Regions from separate parts of the Homo sapiens genome. Here region 1 is linked to region 2. Evidence: chromatin loops called from intact Hi-C (ENCODE). Cell type or tissue: CD4-positive, alpha-beta T cell. All regions are shown on one strand. Each heading gives the region's core, and the rest is flanking DNA. Links, peaks and the distances in the headings are about the cores only.

Region 1 (2,919 bases), core at 298-2,797, 59 kb before region 2:
CAAAATTACAGCTAGATAGGAGGAGTGAATTCTAATGTTCCACAGTAGCAGGCTCCGGCATTTTGGCACCAGGGACTGGTTTGTGGAAGACAATTTTTCCAAGGTCCCCAAGGGCTGAGGGGATGGTTTAGGGATGAAACTGTTCCACCTCAGATCATCAGGTCTTAGCTTCTCATAAGGATCATGCAAACTAGATCCCTTGCATGTGCAGTTCACAATAGTGTTCGACAGGAGGCAGAGCTCTGGCGGTAATGCTCACTCTGCTGCCGCTCACCTCCTGCTGTGTGGCCTGTTTCCTAACAAACCATGGACTTGGGTACCCTTGTTCTATAGCATTGTATGGTGAATATAGTCAACGATAATTTATTGTCTATGTTCTAAAAGCTAGAAGGGAGGATTCTGAATGTTCCTAACACAAATAAGTGACAATTGTTTGAGGTGATGGATATGCTAATTACCCTAATTTGATCATTATGCATTGTGTATATGTATCAGAATATTACTCTATACCCCATAAATATGTACAATTATTATGTATCAACTAAAAATAAGAGGAAAAAAAATCCAAAACAAACACAAAAATCCTGGGTCTGGTACACCACCTGGCTCTCTGGTTACCTAACTGATTTACTTTTCTTTTCTAAACAGAACACCAGAGAATTCCAAAAGTACATGTTACTATGTTGCCACCCAGGACACCTCTCCAAAAAGTATTCCTCTTTTTGTCACTTTCTAGTATCAGCTCTTTTCCAGAGAATCCCTAGATAAACCAGAACCAGTGTCTTCTCTGCATTTCACCCAGAGCCATGGGCTCATAACCACCCGATAGTACCATGGAATGGGGAGCCTCTCCCCTGGAGGGTGTTTAGTGCTGTGAAAAGAAGGTCCAGAGGCCCCTTTCAGCCATGATGGATAGGAGGTGATGCTGCCTTGAAAGTTTAGCCTTGTCTGTTCCAACAGGCCCACACCCTCACCCTCATCCCCTCTAAAAGAACTGGGCCTTGTGGATCTGTAAGCCTCTCACCACTCATGCAGACCCTAGGGGCAAAGCCATTCGGCTGCTTTAGTTTCTTAGCTTTTTTTCCCTCCATTGAATGGAAGTAGGTAAGAATAGGATGTGCTCATTCCAGCCCGAACTCTGCTTACTTTCTAAAGATGTGGCCAAGGGAATCATCATTTATTAATTATTTGTAGCTCGTGGATAAATGGGGAACACTGAGGACGTGTCACACAGAGCTGAGTGGTGGCCTACATCAGTCCTGGGAGTTGAATCCACAGCCTTCTGTGAGTGACCAGGACAACAGCAGGCTATAGCCTTGGTCTCAGGGCTCCTAGGAGAAGTGCACAGACCATCACTTTCTGCCTTGAGGAGGGAGAGCCACAGGATGTTGACCTCCCTGCCTCTCTGTAGGGACTGCTCCAGAAATGTGCTTTCCCAGGTGGGATAATCAGGACATCCTCACACAGTGTGCCAAGGCCCTGGAAATGATGTAGATGTATAGTTGCTGGAAGACAGTTGCCAGTAGGAGTGGCTCCATGAAGGGCACTCCTTAAACACACACACACACACGCATGCACACACACACACACTCAGCCCCAAGGCTCAGAGCAGCCTGGGGCTGCTCTCACTACTGGTAGCTTCACTAGTGAGGGTTCAGGGCCACTTACTCTGGGTGCTGCTGTGCCCAAGACCACACCACTGAGCCCATTCCCACGTCTGATGCCACCTTCCTTCCTATTCCAGCAAAATCACATTTACTACCAGAGCTCCTTTACAGGTATTAGTCGTAACTGCCACCAGGGGACAGCAGCACAGTATACTTGCTGTCTATGCAGACTGGGAAGCTACCTGGTGAAAGAGGTTTTCTGGGCCTTTGTAGTGAGTCTTCAGCCCTGAGTGTCCCTGAGGACAGGGCCATTTTACACACTATGACCAATCCAATGTGACTGGGACTTATGAGCTCTGCAAGAGCCAACAAAAATATTTGAATCAAAAATAAATAGATAGGGGCTATGCCATGCCCTGTGCGTGAGCAGCTGCAGCGGCAGAGGCAGCATCCAGAGGTGGCGCCAGCAGTTCCAGCCCGTTGCTTTACTTTTTGCTACACCGACATAGCCACTATGCAGAAGAGAAAGTCTCCAGAGAATACAGAGGGCAAAGATGGCTCCAAAGTAACTAAACAGGAGCCCACAAGATGGTCTCCCAGATTGTCAGCAAAACCTCCTCCACCAAAACCTGGACCCAAACCAAGAAAAACATCTGCTAAGAAAGAACCTGGAGCAAAGGTTAGCAGAGGTGCTAAAGAGAAGAAAGGAAAAGTAGGAAGCTGGAAAGGAAGGTACTGCACCAGCTGAAAATGATGAAACTAAAGCTGAAGAGGCACAGAAAACTGAATCTGGAGATAACCAGGGAGAATAAATTGTCATGAAAAACAGGTTAATTTTATGTATCTCTTAGGTGAACTTTTAAAAGCTGTTTTTACTAAGTATTTTCTAAATGCTAATTTTTTAGGACTCTACTAGTTGGCATACAAAAATATGTAAGGATGGACATTTTACCCTCTCATAATCATGCTTTTTGGACATTTCCATCATCCTCAAGTAAAATAAATATCAGTTTAATATTGGAAACTGTGTGTAAGATTGATTCAGCATTCCATGCACTTGCTTTAAAATTTAGTCCTGTGTATACTGTGGTGTTTTTACTGTGCATATTTGAGTTTTTCATGCAGTTTTTCTTTTTCTTTTATTTTATTATTATTATACTTTAAGTTTTAGGGTACATGTGCACAATGTGCAGGTTAGTTACATATGTATACATGTGCCATGCTGGTGTGCTGCACCCATTAACTCGTCATTTAGCATTAGGTATATCTCCTAAAGCTATCCCTCCCCACTCCCCCCACCCCACAACAGTCC
Region 2 (2,919 bases), core at 301-2,800:
AAAATCACAACCTAACATTGTAATTCTAAAGTATTTAGAGTTATACATCTGTTTAAAATTTCAAATTGGATGAACATGCAATCTCCCCACTAAGACAGGCATTTGCCTTTGTCTGGGTGAGGCTGACCATTGTCTTTTGTGTTTAGCAGTTCCTTATAATCCCTCCATAACCAGCCTGGGTCTCTCTCCACTTCCAGAAGCCTTGACAGACTGTTTTAGAACTGGAGAGATGAGGAGTGGGGGTGAGATGCTAAGAACACACAGGAGAGGGTATGGCAGGAAGGAGGACAAAAGGGCAGGAGTTCCTAGGGCCAAGTCCCACCACTCTTCACCCCCAGCCTGACCACCTCCCTCCCCTCCGGGGCACACATCTCTCTGCTCCTCTTTACAGAGCCTCTTTATTTAACATGTCATGTGGTTCTGGTATCACAGTCACTACTCTTGTTGTGTGGAAGGGCAGAATCTCAGGGGCCCAGGACAGAATAGAAGACTGTTGGTGAGGCAGGACTTAGTCCCTTAGGGAGTTACCAGGCCAGCCCTGCCCCATGCTGTGGCAATCACAGGAGTGTGTGATACAGAGTGCTTGGAGAATAGGACCAGACCACACTTGACAAAATGGTGCCTATGGGGGTGCAACAATAACATGGCATTTTAGGAAGAGGTGGACAGGACAATGAGTTGCTTTGGGGGCTTTGGTCTTGTACACCATGCCTAGGTTCTGAGAGGGCAACTGTACCTTGCAGAATGACTGCCATCTGCCAGGCACAGTGCTAGGCTTTTTACAACCATTACGCCAGTCATTCCTTATGTCAACCTTATGTGGTGTGCATTGTCCTTTTACATTTCACATCTGAAGACAATTAGACTCAAAGGGTTTCAGATAGTTACTCGATGGGACTGGCACTCCAGAGTCTGCGAGGGCAGAGAAGTTTGCTGGGAGACTGAGAGAGTGCTCATGGGATATTGTGGTATGGGAGGAGCTGGAGCCCTATGTTCTTGGCTGGACAAAGCCCTGTTGTGCTCATTTTGGAGATGGCAGGTGGGACCAATCCCATCACAGCAGCTGCCTCAGCAGGGAGATGCCCTGCAAGGGTGAGGTGTGGCCTAGGCAAGGTGTAGGAACTGGAAACTGAGGTAGGGCTGGAGGGGGGGAATATAACAAGAGTGAAAACAGTGCTTGAGGGCAAAAATGTGATGGGGAAAGTAAAAAAAAAGACCTGGAGTCTACACTGAAATTGAGTGGGGGTGAAGAAGTGAAATATTATTTTGGACCATATGAAATTGTTGTTTTGTAGGTAAAATGGTGGATTATGAACAATTTTATGTGTTCAACCTAATGTAAGCTTACTGTGGGTAAGCACCAAATATTAAGTATAGCCCATGGAATGCAGGGTGGTCTAAAGGTGAGTGGCACTGGATCTCAGCATTTGGAATGCCTACCTGTCCCCATATGTATCATCAGAAGGCACCTGTTAAAATATACACGTTACCTAGAAGTAGCAAATATTACCTAGCAACATCCTGGCACAACTGGCTTTATTAAACCAAGTTGTCACTTACTATGACAACAGCTATATAAAGTGACTGAAAAGAAAATTGGAATTTTGATTGAAAGATCATTTTGACTAGGTAGAGCCTGAGATAGGGGAGCTGCTTGGCAGACTGTGAGCAGCACTTGGCACAAGGTGGGGGGGTTTTGATAGAAGGCATTGAGAGAGAGGAAGCCGAGGTCTGGACCCAAAAGACTTGCTGACTGGCTGTGCCCATAAGCTTCCCTGCGCTGACTGCTGTCAGCCAACAATTAGGATTTCCGTGGTGCTCTGGCTCCCTCTTCAGGGAAACTCCTGAAATGCATCGCCATGTCTCAAGAAGATGGAGCTCCAGCGAAGTTTCAGAGATGGAAGACGGAACGGTAAGGGAACTAGTATTTCTCAAATTCACACTGTGTGTAGGCAGTCTGCTGAAAAGTGGCCACTAATATTGCCATGTATAGAAGTGTAAACTCAGATAATTTACGTGATTTGTCCAAGGTCATAACTCAATGGTGGTAGAGCTGGGATTCAACTTCAGGTTAGCCTGACTCCAAAAGACAAAGGTTGACCGTGGGCATCTCCAGGGAAGGGAGCAACTTCTATTGATTTTTGAATCCAGAGCAACTTCCATTGATTTCTGAAGCTCCAGAGTATAGTTGGGTGCAACAAATGTGAATCCCCAAAGACACAGGGCCCCGCTTAAGACCCCACACGTGGTTTTCCTCCCAGAGTCAAAACCCAGCAAGTTTGTGCCCCTCTAACAGCAGTATGAATCTTGGGCCCCAAGGCTGTGTCTGGGGCAGCCCTTCATCTCTAACTTCTGAGTATTCTTGGCAACCACCTGGAACACAGTTTTCCATGGTGCAGTGCTTCCTCCTCCACCTGCCCTTTCACATAAGGGATCGCCTTTGACCTTAACACCTGCTCTCTCTGTTTGACAGATGATATTTGATTTTTGAAGATGGAAGAGCATCTATCCATGCATCCATTCATTCATAAAACTGATAAGTATTTGTTGAGTGTCTACGATGTCCAGTCAGTGTTATTGACTCTAGAGATACAGCAGTAAACAGAATAGATAAAAGCTGGGATATGTGGGTGGGAGTAGTAGGCAGTAAACAATAACCCTAATAAATATGTAAATTATACAACATGTTAGAAGGCGGTAACCACTATAGAAATAGAGCTGAATAAGGAATGAGAGTGCAAGTGGCAAGGATAAAGGGTAAGTTGTAATTTAAATGGACTGGTCAGCTCTGCTTTATTAAGAAGCTTACTTTTGAAAGAAATATAGGGAGGGAGCCAAGCAGATATCTTGGGTAAGAAGATTCCAGGTAGAGGGAAAAGCCAATGCAAATGTCCTAAGGTGAAATCATTCCTGATCTAC

What was found. Peaks named below come from ENCODE experiments on the same cell type or tissue, not always from the same donor. Only the 100,000 strongest peaks of a DNase experiment are listed, where the experiment ranks them.
Region 1: it touches region 2 in a loop (3-fold over the local background); 20 of 110 quality-filtered maps call a loop at or near these places.

Annotation. Positions count from the first base shown.
Region 1 is chr1:152,397,455-152,400,373 of GRCh38, forward strand. It overlaps the pseudogene HMGN3P1. Among named protein-coding and RNA genes, the nearest start is that of CRNN, 15 kb to the right of the region's middle. In CD4-positive, alpha-beta T cell, for the core only: no CTCF peak of the experiment used is centred there; a DNase peak (open chromatin) is centred at 1,807.
Region 2 is chr1:152,456,760-152,459,678 of GRCh38, forward strand. No RefSeq gene overlaps it. Among named protein-coding and RNA genes, the nearest start is that of CRNN, 44 kb to the left of the region's middle. RefSeq lists an enhancer at 1,759-1,828. In CD4-positive, alpha-beta T cell, for the core only: a CTCF peak has its summit at 1,801 (motif pointing left); a DNase peak (open chromatin) is centred at 1,812.